Regions from separate parts of the Homo sapiens genome. Here region 2 is linked to region 1. Evidence: chromatin loops called from intact Hi-C (ENCODE). Cell type or tissue: IMR-90. All regions are shown on one strand.

Region 1 (8,000 bases):
AATTATTTAAAATGACTACTTGTAACTGATTTTCACAATGACAGATGACAAAATATTTAGTCAGTATTGCTTGTAAGGAAATCTAGACCCAACTTCTTGTAGACAGGAATAAACAAATACCAGTAATATATCTGTTTAAATTCCTACCCAAGAGAACTTCACAAGGTAATTAAAGGATATGACAAATATGATTTCTGTTTACTAAGATGCTTTGACAATGAAAGTCGTCATCTGAACATTGGTAGACATTTCAATGGATTTTGAAGGCTCTGATTTTCCGATGAAAACACAGATTCAGTTAGACAGTACCAATTTTATCATATTTTAAAGCCAGATTGTTATATTGCCAATGAGTGGTCAATATTGGTGAATCTATTTGTTTAAATGTTAATGGGAGCAATTTTCACTGGCTCTTCTAAAGTTTGAAAAACCCAAGAGATCACTTTAGAATCATATATAAAAACCCTTCGCTTCTTCAGTTTGGTAAATTACCCCAAAAGAAAAAGAAAAATATACATACATACATATACACAAACACACCCAAAAACAGTCAATATGCTGCTACAGAATTATTGACAAAAAATACAATATTTTAACAGTTTCAAGTGTAAATCACTCAAACATTTAAAAATTCTACTACAAAAAATAACAAATATTATCCTACCTTTACATAAGCAGGCTGTTTTTCAAGGATTAAATCTGCCACTTTTTTAGATACCTATAAGAAGATGTAATCAAACAAAGGAAATAAAAGAACAAACTTCATGCTTTCTATGATATTTTATATTTGAATTTTTAAAAGAATATTCCATAGATCTCCCCAATAACTTTGGGAGCAGATATTGGCATACTATGGCCATACACATTTCCCTGGGCTATGAAATTAGTAAAAGAGGTAATATAATAAAGCACATAGCACAGGTCCTGGTCCTTAACAGAAACTCAATAAATGGTCATTATTATTGTTAATAATATGTGTATCATTATCTGATTTAAGTAACATTAACCAAAAAGTGTAACCATCTTTAAGGGAATAGGATTTGATTGAAAAAGATGAAATTGTTAAGCAGATTTTTAATCAACTGAATTTATGGCGACAATATCTGGGAAAAAGAACTTGCTTGTATCCTTTAGATCCTTTATGTTGCCTAAGAAGACAAGCAAGTAGTTTGGTCCTCCACTTCTGAAAAGCTGAAAACATGTTTTTTGGAACGCTATGAAGATATCTAAGGTTGTGTGTATTGTTCTATGAATAATATTAACGTATGCAAGTTAGAAGTATAATGATTTTTGAACATGAGGCTCTAATTCCACCATTTCAGGGTCTCTGCCAACTTCACTAACAGAGATAGCACATGAGGCATGAAGCAGGACACACAGAAGGTATTTAGGGAGTTTGCTCCAGAAACACAACTGGCTCCCCTTCCCCAGGCCAACTGAGAACAAAACATTGAACACCCACTACACTACTGCATTAATCCTTTCACATTTTCTTAATCTGCTTCAAGCATCTTTGAAATTACGTACATTAATTTTTAGATACACTCATTGTTTTTGTCTAGAAAGAGGGATTCCATTAAGGTTAAGAAAATCAAATTTTAAATGGCTTTTAGACTTTAATTAATGAAGAAATATCAATGTTAATCCTAAATATCATTTTAAGAATTCCAAAGGTTCCACAGGATTGTCTACTAATAGAGAGTACTGGTCCGTGGCCTGTGGGGAACCAGGCTACACAGCAGGAAGTGAGTGGCAGGTGAGCAAGCGAAGCTTCATCTGTATTTACAGCCGCTCCCCATCACTTGCATTACAACCTGAGCTCCACCTCTCATCAGATCAGCGGTGGCATTAGATTCTCATAAGAGCTCTAACTCCATCCCTACTGTGAACTGCACATGCAAGGAATCTAGGTTGTGTGCTCCTTATGAGACTCTAATGCCTGATGATCTGTCACTGTCTCCCATCAGATGGGACCGTCTAACTGCAGGAAAACAAGCTCAGGGATTCCACTGATTCTACATTATGCTGAGTTGTATAATTATTTCATTATATATTATGATGTAACCATAATAGAAATAAAATACACAATAAATGAAATGCACTTGAATCATTCTGAAACCATCCCTACCCCACCCCTGCCAGTCCATAGAAAAATTGTCTTCCACAAAACTGGTCCCTGGTGCCAAAAGAATTGGCAACCACTGCTCTAGAGCTCAAATCCCTTCTCCTGCCCAAGACTGCCCTATACCACCACTGCTACCTCCAAGCAGACCCTAGCACCCACTGAGACTTCTGAGTGTAATAGAAAAGTATACCTTCCTTTGTTTGACAGTTGCATTATTAAAAATCATATCTTAAATTCAAACCGATAAACTTATTACTACTGGTCCTTTTGTTGAAAAAAATTAATACACATGCTACCATTAATTAATCCCTACAGTAGAGTTTGAATTTCATAAAGTGGGTTTAGCCTAACATAAAGAAATTATACAATCAGAGAATTTTACCGCATTAAAGAAAATGCAAGCCTATCACTTTACTGATAAACAAAAGGGAGTCACTGAGGTTAAATGATTTACTCAACATCATAATTAGTGACTACAATTCAGACTTTCTGAATCTCAGGGGGACATTAATTCTGAGAGAATACTCCATTACAGGGCCAGGCAAAGTGGCTTGCGGCTCTAATTCCAGTGCTTTGGGAGGCTGAGACAGGAGAATCGCTTGGGCCCCAGAGTTCAAGACCAGCCTGGGCAACAGTGAGATGTCATCTCTACAAAACGTTAAAAAAATAGCCAGACTAGTGGCACATGCCTGTAATCCCAACTACTCAGGAGGCTGAGGTGAGAGGATTATTTGAGTCCAGGAGGGAGAGGCTGCAGTGAGCCATGATCGTGCAATCGCACTCTAGCCTGGGCAACAGAGCAAGACCCTGTCTCAAAAAACAAAAAGGAATACTCAGTTACAAAACTATGGGTAGGGAAATCATACGTCTATGACAAGGAGCCTAAAGGTACTTACTAATCTAAAACAAAGTTCAAAGTTCTTTGATCACATTTAGGATTCCAGAGAGAAAATTCCAAGTTCTAGAAGTAAATCTACCAAGGTAACATAAGGAAAACCATACGCATTAAATTTTTAATGTAAATGCATCATTTGAATCAGTCATGTTAAATAACAAGATTTGTTTCTATGTTAATTGTTAGTTAAAACCATAAATCTGCAAACATTATACCTCTCTGTTGTGTTTCATCTAGAGTTTTGCCAGAAAGAAATGTGTTTTTTTTTTACTTACTGCAGCTTGCTGTTGTTTCAATTTGTCTCTATACGCCTCTAATTCTTGCAAATTGAGAACAGGTGGAAGCTTCTACAGAAAAAAATTCATGAAAGAAGAGGAAAAAATAAATTGTTTAATTTGGTTTCATTTACCTGGACCCTTCTGACTAGTGAACTACAAACTGTGCATACAAAACAGTGTCACATCCCACTGCCCTCCATGCCACCTGTCCTCCCAACCTCCCTCCTAGGTTCCAACCACAAAAGCCTATACATCTTTAGTACACAGCCCTCTGGTTCCACCCCTCATTCAGCCTTGTTACCCCCACTGCTGCTGCTCTGCCTTCTGAGAAACCCCACTACCACTGGGGACTCTGGACCCTAGGCCGACAGACACTGCTGCCACGGCCTGTGACAGGAGAATGTGAGACAGTAACTAACCTAACCCCAACTCTACCATCCACAGATATATCTCTATTTGTTTATGATAGAACTCAAAACAGATTTCTCCTCTGGAATATTACAAACCATAAGTACTACTGTGTGACAGTTGTTGGACTACATTCTGGATTACATCAGCTTTCAGAGGACAGTATGGGAAACTAACCAAAAAATGCATACCATATACAGGGAAACAATCTCAGTCAACTGACTGATGAAACTTCAAACTGAGCTGGGGACTGACTGTGAATAATGCATATAAAGTATATATGCATACAGCATTTGGTTGTATCTAAGACTAAATTTCACTATTCTGACTTTCGTTAAAGTTCTTATAAATTTAAAATGTCAGTATTATAAACACTATGGCATAAGAATTTTTATCATCACTAAACAATTATGTAAATACATATTTTGTAATTAAAAGTCTGAGCTTCTCTAAACATAGATACTATAAAATAGGATAGAAACAGCATACTAACACATTAAATACTAACAATTGAAAACCAAAAATACAGAAATGTTTCCCTGAACGGTTGTATTTAAAGTTACATTCAAAAAATAATAATTTCATCGCCAAACAATGCTGACAGTTGATTTAATCACAATGTGGTAATCACAGACCTATTCTGGTACCAAAAATACATAAATGCCTCAAAAAAGTATTCAAATCTCATAAATCCAATCACTGAACAAAACAGGCCTTAGTTATGTTTTAATGAAATTCTGTTTACCTCCAGCTCATATTTAACAATATCAAATGAATCCACAGAAAAATATACTTGTTCAATACTATTAATAAGCTCTTGTTCAGCTTGAGGGTCACTTGGCTGTTCTCGAAGTTCCCTGAATTCTTCCTTTAAGAAAAAAAAATCACAATTATAGTAATTGTAGCTGTTAAAATTATATCTGCATGGAAATAAATGATCATTTGTCTTAACAGTCACATCTACCTGGAACGATTCTGACCAAGGATACAAACCAACAGAAATCAGAAAAGTTCACAGGAAATTAGGAACTAGCCGACCATTAACACTAACAACTACAGAAGAAAACTAGCCAGTTTGAATATTTAGATTTTATTCTCAATTCCTTGCACATCAACAAGGTTGATAAAAATTTTAATGTCCAACAAAAGAAAAAAAAGTGACTACCTAAACATATCATACATACATATCACAGATATATAAATTTTACTATTTAATAATATTCTAAAATCTGTCTCACCACAGATAATAAGGGAAGAACACCTCAATAACTTCTGGGTCACAATCAACTTTGGAGTCCTGAATAGAAGACATCAACCCTGCTAAAAAAATCTCAGTACTCAGCTAAGAAACAGTGGCTCCAGAAAAGGTTCACAAATTTAGTTCTGTAATACTATGAGGCTTCCTTCAAAGTGGATTGCTGTTACAATTAATGATCTGATTATGAAGCTAAACTTCTCTATATGATAAAATGCTTTCTTTCTAATGATACAGAATGGAGGTTCTGTGGATTTGAAGAACAGCATGACAGACAAATCCCTAAACCCAATGTCAGCATCCCTATCCTATGCAATTTCACTGCATAATCAGATAAAGCTTCAGTTAACTAGTAAATTTTTACAATTCAGATACCCACTCCCCTGCCACACTAGTTAATCAAGACATTATAGACATATCACAAGTTAGCCATTTGATTTTTAATTCAAATTAACCTCAAATACATTTATATACACAAAAAGGAACTATTGTTTTAAATCATTTTCAGTAATTAAAATAACACAATAAAAATACTAAGGAAATGTACAAAAATTATCTGGTCAGTTAAAGAACAGTATATTTTTCTTTTTTCACTTTTTATGATACTTTGAGTTCTGGGGTACATGTGCAGAATGTGCAGGTTTGTTACATAGGTATACACATGCCATCGTGGTTTGCTGCACCCATCAACTCATCATCTACATTAGGTATTTCTCCTAATGCTATCCCTCCCCTAGCCCCCCACCCCCCAATAAGCCCCAGTGTGTGACGTTCCCCTCTATGTGTTCTCATTGTTCAACTCCCACTTATAAGTGAGAACATGCAGTGTTTGGTTTTCTATTCTTGTGTTAGTTTGCTGTGAATGACGCTTTCCAGCTTCATCCATGTACTTGCAAAGGACATGAACTCATCCTTTTTTATGGCTGCATATATTACAAGGTATATATGTGCCACATTTTCTTTATACAGTCTATCCTTGATGGGCATTTGGGTTGCTTCCAAGTCTCTGCTATTGTGAATAGTGCCGCAATAAACATGCGTGTGCATGTATCTGTATAGAATGATCTATAATCCTTTGGGTATATACCCAATAATGAGACTGCTCGGTCAAATGGTATTTCTAGTTCTAGATCCTTGAGGAATTGCCACACTGTCTTCCACAATGGTTGAACTAATTTACACTCCCAGCAACAGTGTAAAAGCATTCTTATTTCTCCACATCCTCTCCAGCATCTGTTGTTTCCTGACTTTTTAATGATCGCCATTCTAACTGGCGTGAAATGGTATCTCATTGTGGTTTTGATTTGGATTTCCCTAATGACCAGGGATGATGAGCTTTTTTTCATATGTTTGTTGGCTTCTTTTGAGAAGTGTCTGTTTATATCCCTCACCCACTTTTTGATGGGGTTGTTTTTTTCTTGTAAATTTGTTTAATTTCTTTGTAGATTCTGGATATTAGCTCTTTGTCAGATGGATAGATTGCAAACATTTTCTCCCATTCTGTAGGTTGCCTTTTCACTCTGATGGTAATTTCTTTTGCTGTGCAGAAGCTCTTTAGTTTAATCAGATCCCATTTGTCTATTTTGGTTTTTGTTGCCATTGCTTTTGGCATCTTAGTCATGAAGTCTTTGCCCATGCCTATGTCCTGAATGGTATTGCCTAGGTTTTCTTCTAGGGTTTTTATAGTTTTAGGTCTTACATTTAAGTCTTTAATCCATCTTGGGTTAACTTTTGTATAAGGTGTAAAGAAGGGATCCAGCTTTCTGCATATGGCTAGCCAATTTTCCCAGCACCATTTATTAAATAGGGACTCCTTTCCCCATTGCTTGTTTTTGTCAGGTTTGTGAAAGATCAAAGAACAGTATATTTTTCAAATAGAGACATTCTAGATTATTTTATTGCAGGGCATATTTTTTATTTGTAAGAAGAGCCTTGCTCAGATATCTTTTAGAGTTTAACTTATATTTTGTATTTGTAAAACTAACTATAAAATTATTCCCTATTAGTAATTTCAAGCCAAAAAAATAGAACAAATCTAAAACTCAAGAAAATGTTGACTGTTTAAATGTAAAGTTCCAATAAACTTAAAAGAGAAGGCAAACTCATAAATATCAAACCTGAATAATCAAATATGCTTGGAAAAGAAAATCCCTCTTCTGTGCTAACTCATAAAATACACCGAGAAAAAAAGGTCAATGACATAGCTATCACTGAGTCAGCGTGCAATCAGTTACTATGATTGCAGTAAGAAATCCAGGGTCCCAACAGTGGGAACTACATTCCTGAAGGGGTTTATCTACAACACAGGAATCCATTTAGCACCCTGGACAGTGGTGCTGCCGCACAGACTTGGTTAAAACTCACACGTGTGGAAGGGAAGGTTACCAACTAGCCTATCAACAGGCAGCCTCCATGCATCCAATTGAAATATGAAATGAAAGTCAGAAATGAAATGGAAGAGGAGGTCTGCACTTCCTGGAAATCTCTTTCCCTAAAAGTCCACAGGCATTTGAAATATCAGCTTCATATACTGTAAGCTGAGGGAGGGGAGGAAATGAGGCCCAAGTGAGGACATGGCAACACTGCCTCCCTAGGAATTCTGCAGTCTGCAGCAACATGAGCAAATAAATGCAGTTGATACCATTCAAGACAAAATATTTGAAGATTACAAAAACTGCTACGATTTTTTTAAATCAGAAATAGAGCCAAGCCAGAAATTCAAATAGACTGCAACAATTGAGTACTTTCATCTTAAAAGCATAAATGTCAATGACATATAACACCATGCTGAGGTTCTCCATATAGTACCTAATTGATTGATAAGAAGGTAAAGATACTTGGATTTTTAGCTGCAATTCCATCATTAACCCTCGGCAACTTAGTCTCTTCATGCCTAGTTTTTTTTTCACCTGTAAAGGGCAAACATGCATTCTCTCTCTCTCTTTCTCTCTCTCTCTCTCTGTGTCTCTCTCAAAATGACAGTGAAACAAATATCCGAAGTTATTAAGAATGCCAAAGAAAAAACATAATTTATAAGTA
Region 2 (8,000 bases), 54 kb before region 1:
GCATTAGGTAAAGATATAGAAATTAACTTCTTATAAAATTTACAATCCATAAGGGAAATAAGTAAGCAAAAAAATAAAGTACCATAATGCATTTCTTCGATTATAAAACATTATCAACCACTAAAAAAGCTACATCTCTTTAAAAAACTGATTTTCCAGGATAATAATACATCTAGGTGCAAATGTACTGTTTCTTGATTTCAGAAACTTATGAAAAAATACCCTCCTAAGAACGTGAATTAAGTACAGAATATTGATGGCAGTATTTGGGGTTACGGGGCAGCATAAGGTTCAAAAGAAAAGTAAAAGCTATATGGTCAGCACAGAAAAAAGGGCCGGCATAAAATAGGGTCAGAGATAAGAGAGAACAGAGTGCGCTCAGAAAAGTACAAGGAGTTCACCACGTTCGCATGTAGAAGAAGTGAACAGAGGGAAAAGTGACAAGAAAGGAGGCAAGTAAAGGCCAGATATCTCTGAAAGCAATCAAACCTGAGGGATATGAACCTTATCTTGAACACAGTGGTGAGTCACTAAAAGCTAAGCAGAAAAACAGCATGATTAAATTTGTAACTATGAAAAAAAAAACCCCTAAATTTAGATCTAAGAGTTGTTTGGAATGGGGCAAGCCTAGAGACAAGAATCCAAGGTAAAGGAGTTGATTTAATAATCTGGCACAGAGATAACTTTGGCATAAACTAGAATGGTAGTGGTAAAATACAAGAAAAATTGGTCAATTCAAGAGACACAAGTTAGAACTGATAATATCTATTAATTTATTGGCTTCAGTTACTAATTTGTTCAATTCAAACTTCTTAAGGGTAAAAAGTTTAGGGGGCTCCAGTAACCCTACCAAAAATGGAGGTATATACACATGTACTGGCAGACACTATCTTACTTGTACATTTCAATTCAAATAGACCTTTCCTTTTGGCCAAAATATTCCCAAAACACATCTAATAAAGAATTCCAACAAAATAGTTCTATTCAGTTCACAGTAGATCATGCTGACACTTAATATCATACATACGCAAAAACCAATAGAACAAATTTTTTCAATTAAAATAGCTACAACTACGTGAATTGCTCACTTTTGAAAACAGAATTATTTCAGTCGAGATTTCAAGTTAAACAGTATTAAATAGGTAGCTTAGGGTTAAACGATAAGAATATACTTATCATTAAGAATCTATCATTAAGAAATCTATCATTAAGCAAAAAGTATATCTATAGTCACTAAATGTATGATAGTCATGAAATCAAGTCATTTTAACATTCCAGAATCAGGCCCATTTAACTGGCAAAAGGTAAGAAAAAATTCTCTTATAATTATCATAGTTTTGAAGAGGTCAGTTTATCATAAAACAAAACTCAACCACTAATAGGACACCTTGATAGAAGGTTCAAATAGTGAACAAAAATGACATAGGGGAAATAAGTGGCGACTTTCTGTGTTTATAAGATTGAAGCAAGAACTCCACATACAAAACAAATGACCATTTTCTCCTTGAGGATTTTTATTTATCTATGTAAAGCATAAATGGCCACCAAAGGCAGGATTGATTTTATAAATCTAAAGGCTTTTTCCTCTGCAAAAACTAATCTCTTTGATTATGCCCAATATTTTCAACAAGATAATAAAGTAATTTTAACAGATTTAAACAAATCACTAACTTTGTGATACCATAAAAAAGGAACTAGAATCTTGCTACAAAAAGCAATGTCAAACAAACTGTATAACTCAAAGGAAAGCTACATTAACACTAGCCACTTAAAAGTTTTTAAATGGCTAAATCAATTTCTTTTTTGACACATTAACAATCCAGTTCACAGTTAGATGAACTGATCTGTGAGATACCAGCAAAGGTTTTGCAAGGCAGAACTTTTCATATAACTATTTTAGTTTTCCTGAAATTCAGTTATGAAATGTTAAGAGGAACAACACATTTTTAGCCTTCCAGGAATCATTTTTTAAAACATACTAACTTCTGTCAGGTGACATTATAAGTACCAAAAAAAATAATTTTTGTTTCTTCTTAACCTTAAAGGAAATCCTATATGTTAAGAGCACAAGATAAAATGCTAAATACCACACAATTTAAGAACAATCACCTTTTCACAGGACCATCTCCTGTCTGCTCATCCACATAGTCTCGTTTGAGTTCCTCAGGAACATCACTGTCACTGTCATACTCTTGATAGGCACTCTTTTCTTGTTCATCAGATTCATACTGAAGAAAACACAGGTTATTAAAAAATGAGTATAAAGGGCCTCTTTTCGTGGGGTGTCTCAACACAGTGAAAGTACTCAGTTTTATAAGAAACAGCTAAATACAAGAAAATTCTTAATTTAGCTTTAATGTTGTCACCAAGAATCTAATTATTCTTCCATTGTCTTCATCATTCTACCTCAATCAGCACAAAAGAAAAATATTACACCTATAAAAGCTTGAAAATGTGCAACAAAATCAAATCGCCATAAACCAAAACCTAACAAACATTCCACTAGGCCTAAAGAGTATACATTCGCATTTTTTTTTCTTAAAGTCTCTCAGAAGTTTCACCATACTTATTTCCAATTTGCTAATAAAACTCATTAAAAAGAGGTTCAGTATCCAATTCTGGCATTCTGGAAGTATTACTTCAGCTTAATAAACACATGCAACACACATGCTGATGTTCTAATTCACTATAAAATTTAATTCCGAGGGCAGCTTAGAAAATTAAGCTTAGAACACAGGGACCTGCTGAGAATGAGGACAAAAATGGTGGATTTACTCTTGAGACAAAGGGTGTCTTCCTAACATTTTCATCATCTTTATGGCACCATGGCCCAATGCCAGCATGGGAAAGACAGTGGAATTCATGCACACAGTAAAGGAAGCAGTGACAGCACTTTCATCATCATCATCATCATCATCATCATCATCATCATCTATTAATGTCATAGATTAATACGATTAAATGGCTAACATTAATATCATTAAGTAATAGCTAACACTGAGTTTTTAACCAAGTATTATGCTAAGTGCTTTCATGAATTATCTCATTTAATCATACAGACACTTCTATGAGGAAGTTTTATCTCCACATGACAGTTGAGGAAACCAGTATGATAACAACATGGAAAGAATTTAGCCCCCTAATTCAACAACTATTTTTTGAGAGTCTGTTAATAAAAAGCACTATGAAAGGTCGTATTTAAATGTGGACCCTGATTCTCAAGGACATAAGTTGCACCTGGAAAGATCAGATCACACATTAATAACTGCAAACAAGCCTTACAGGTACTCCTTTATACTTATACACAATGTGATCCTGATGCTATGCAGAAAGGTATTCTACATAAACTAGGATGTCCTGATTACAACAACAGAGGTTTGTGACCACACCGTATCATAGATACTCATTATTTGAGGATTCAATGTTTGCAAATTTGCCTACTCACTGAAATTTATTTGTAACCCTAAAGTCAATACTTCTGATATTTTTGGAGTCAGTCATAAACGTGCAGAACAGTGAAAACTTTGAGTCATCCAACATGCATGTTCCCAGCTGAATACAAACAAGGCATGCTCTGCCTTCTTGCTTAGGCTCTCATACTATAAACAAGTTTCCTTTTCTTGACCTATTTAGTGCCAAGTGCTTTGTATTTTTGTGCTTTTTGTTGGTGATTTAACTGTTTAGAATGCCACTGCAAGTGTTGCGTTGAAGTGCTGTCTAGTGTTTCTAAGTACAAGAAGGCTGTGATGTGCCTGAGAAACAAAATATGTGTGTCTGATAAGCTTCATTTAGGCAAGAGTTACAGCGTTGTTGGCTATGAATTCAGATTATGTACTGATGGGCTGATAAACATGTCGTAACCCGAGGCTCACAGGAACCTAATCCTATATTTGCTCTGGGAGTAATGGTTCAGTATTTGCTAATTTAGTATTCACAGCAACTTTATAGAACACACTGCTGCAAATAATGAGAATCAAATGCTATCTAAGTTTTAATTAATGAATCACTTTTATAGAGAGATATATTATTCCAAAATAATTGGAATGACTTTAAATTCCTCTCGGTTAAGCCAACTTCACAGAGGCAAAATGTCACAAAGAATCACTGAATCATAATTTTAAATATGGCTTACTATGAAACAATTTAAACTTAATGAATTTTGTCTTCACCAAATGAAAAATAAATTCTAAAACTAACATAAAATATAAAGACAAATCCTTCAACATATTTTGTCACATCTGAATGGTTTTCACTTTAGCTTCATCAAATCAAAAATAAAAATCATATTGGGTCATTATGGAAATTATGAAGATCAGAAGAAACCATCAAACAAAATATTAAGTCAAGTAAAATACTGTGAAAACACCATGCAGGAACTGTGAAGCAAGCATTCCTCTCCCTGTAAATATGGAGAAACTGAGGGTCACAAAGTTAAAATAATTTGCCAAGGGCCACACAGCTGATAAATAATAAAGATGATATTCATTATTTGCCTTCAAATCCTTTCCACTAACTCACACTACGTCTAGTTAATATTGTTTTTGAGGTCCTCAAAGTGTTGTTAAAACATTGTACTTCTAAATCTCAAAAAATATCCCTGCCAGGCAACTATGCAAGACATTACCACTTTCTCTTAGATAAAGGGACATGGAACAAAATGAATCAGTGACCCATAAAGGGTGTCGAGAAAAAGGGTAGATGATATCTATTCCGTCATCTCACAATATATCACATAATATTCACATAATATATCACGTAAATATTCAGTGAAGAAATTACACTACTACTTGATTAGCAACCTGATAAGAACATCATGTAATAAGAACATAAAGCAAACATAAAGGGAAAATTTACTATTCAAGAGGACAAGGTCAACAAAGCATATTGTAAAGTCATCATCTATAAATGTAATAGCATAGGTACATTAAGTATACAGGCAGGCAGGGTGGTAGTAAATGGATACGTAAATGTAGTGAATTGCCTTGTTCATTGAGTAGAACAGTTTTAAATAAAAAAAACTCACTTATGTTTCACATACACCACATACCCCATTAGAAGCTAAGACATCTTCTGTTTCTTCATCTTTGTGGTTGGCCTGAATTTCAAATGGATTCCCACCACTACAGTACTGCTCAAACAAGGTCACTGTTTTTGAAGAAGTTGAGACTGGCTGTTTACTAGGTGAAACTGATGGGGAGCGAGACTGTTCCATGAATTTAAATTCCTAGATGTTAAAAAAGGAGCCAGATACCCTTTAGCAACAATAAAATTCTAGTACATAAACCGAATCCCTCAATATACATGTAGAGTTAGTAGAAAAACAACATCTTGATCTTCAGTTTATTGACTTTTAAATCTTTCAAGTTATCTAAAAGCACAAACTTGGAAATACACATCTAAAGGTTTTCCTAAAGACAACTCAGTGAATGGTATCACTTAAAACAGTATCATCTGCATCAAGCTACTTTTGGCTTCCTTTAAGAAACTGCAGAGATCATTTTTTAAAATAGCTTAAGAAATCTGAATGATGTCTTCTAAAAATTTTAACAGAACAGCAAAAATCCTAATCAATAAAGTCATTTATGAAAACTAATTGTTAAACACTTCTCTTTTTCATATGCTTGCACCACTTAAGATATTCTGTACAAATACATCAGAAATAAAGTATGAAGTACATATCTGTGTTACATTGACGCCTACAAACTTTCATTTACTTTTCGCTATATACCAAGAAACAGACAACACAAACATATATGCCAAAGTCATATGATGTGTCTTCTACTCCTAGCTAAGCTAAAGAGTTGTAAGACCCAGTCTAAGTCATGCATTAACCACATGAGGAAACTGAGGCAGTCTGAAGGGATTCAGTGCAAAGTTCAACATCACACAGCTAATTAGAGGAAAAGTTGGAATAATCTCTAAAGTTCCTTTGAATTACAAAAATCTTGATTTAATGATTTATCACAAAATTTAACAAACATTTTTCTTTTATCTAAACAGAATAATCCCAAATTTAAATTTATTCATTTTCAATGATATTCTTCAAAGGTATTCTTAAAATTCTTGAAAGGTACATTGGCTTGTTGTATTAAATGATATATGTGTTTATTTTCCTTTTGCATTTCAACTATACATTTAATCATATATATTATAATGCCTAAGAATCATGCCATTATTTTTATAATTCTAAATAAGGAGTGAATATACATCAATGAGACTAATTTTTAGAAAATCAAATCCACATGAATGCATGTCAGGTGAACACTAAGCTGTGAATAGTTTTCAAGGTAACTACTTTAAAGGAGATAATGTTCACCTAGATGGGAATGCTTCAACATGCCTTTTTTAAAAAACATGTCTTACAATTATACTAAGTTTGACAACGTGACAGCACACACACACAGTCTGATGGTTAAAAAGGAGTTCAAATAAAATTATTTAATAGATATTCTAAAATTTATGTTAAACTTAGAATTCTAAATGATGTTAAGGAATTACCTTAAATCTTTGAGAATTCTTAAATCCTATGTTAATTTAATGTTAATGCTTATGTTAATACTAATTAACATTAACATTAATTTTGCTGTCTTTAAAGCATTTATTAATTGCTATGTTCCAGGGTTTTTAATATTTCTATAATAGGAAAACAATATAATAAAACTGGATAAGAAGCTATTATACAATATGAGCATAAAGACAATCCCTATCAAAAAAAAACTTGTAATTATGTATTCTTTACATTTATCCAGAATAAGAAAATTGCTTTCTAGAAAGCCACTCCTTCCAAAGGCAGAAACTAAACACACCATACTTTCTGAACAAGGATCTAACTATATGCACTGCATTTTGACACTTGATATTTCCAGAACACAATCTTTCACACAAGAATATTTATCTACAATGTGTTTCAACCAAGGGAAAAATCAAACCAATTAAAGACTTTTTCAAAGACTGCTTATTCTGTAAGTATTCCAGGAATTGATTAACTAATACAAATTAGTTAAGAGTATTTTTTATAAGTGCCTCTTTTATTTCTGAGGCATTTTTTCATTACAGGCAAATTTAAGAATTGCAGCACAAATTAGGAACCTACTAGTCCCTTTAAGAAATGAAAAATATTCTACAAATATAAATAAGCATTTGTATTAAACTATGCCAAAATATAGCTAATTGATTATCTGCAAAACTTAAATACAGCAGTCACCCTTTTCTGAATTCAAAACAAACAAAAAATATCATTTTAACTGTAACTCTTTTTAGGCAAAAGAGATTTCCTAAAGTATGTAAACTGAATTTTGTAAGACTGATTTTTCGCAACCATAAAAGGATCATTCCTTTAAAAAGAGGCTGGCTACTAATGACTTTCAAGGAAGGAAGATAAGAAACTGCTCCTTAATTTATTTTATAAATGTTTTCATATATTTCTGGATTTTTTTTTTCAAAAAAAAGGGTAAAATACATTACTAAAAGACAGATTTCTTTGTTCTTAAGAAACACTTACATGAAGTTGCAAGATGCTGAAATTTGACTTAACAGGACAAAGTTCCCAAGTCTCATTCTCTAAGAACATTCTCAGTTCATCGAGCCGTGTTCTTAAAAAAAGAAAATGAACACTCCAAAAAGTGAGAAGAAAAGTACACCGCACACAAGAATTGAGGAAATAATGTACAATACAAATAATTATAGGATTATTGTCATGATCATAATCAACTTTGAGAACCCATTCTGATTAACACAGTAAACAGAAATGTTTACTTTTATTAGTTAATATCTTATCATCCTTGAGAGAAAAACTCTCTCAAATGTTTACTAAACTAAGTATTTTTACTATATTGCAAAAGTAATGCATAGGAAATGACAGTTTTATTAGAGGACTAAATTAAAAGCTTGTCTCCAACTCACATACTTAAAATATCCTTAGCTGATTATATATTGATGCTAAAACATCAAGAAAAAATTTACAGATTATATGAGATCATAAATACCAACATATTATGTTA

What was found. Peaks named below come from ENCODE experiments on the same cell type or tissue, not always from the same donor. Only the 100,000 strongest peaks of a DNase experiment are listed, where the experiment ranks them.
Region 2: a loop joins it to region 1, with 4 times the contacts of the local background. A loop is called at or near these places in 2 of 110 quality-filtered maps.

What each region holds. Positions count from the first base shown.
Region 1 is chr7:93,249,227-93,257,226 of GRCh38, reverse strand. VPS50 (VPS50 subunit of EARP/GARPII complex) reads right to left here. Exons shown (of 28, transcript NM_017667.4): 3 at 4,452-4,574; 4 at 3,296-3,367; 5 at 665-718. Among named protein-coding and RNA genes, the nearest start is that of VPS50, 21 kb to the right of the region's middle. In IMR-90, no CTCF peak of the experiment used is centred here; no DNase peak of the experiment used is centred here.
Region 2 is chr7:93,303,052-93,311,051 of GRCh38, reverse strand. VPS50 (VPS50 subunit of EARP/GARPII complex) reads right to left here. Exons shown (of 28, transcript NM_017667.4): 17 at 7,502-7,592; 18 at 5,048-5,224; 19 at 2,110-2,228. Among named protein-coding and RNA genes, the nearest start is that of VPS50, 75 kb to the right of the region's middle. In IMR-90, no CTCF peak of the experiment used is centred here; a DNase peak (open chromatin) is centred at 3,531.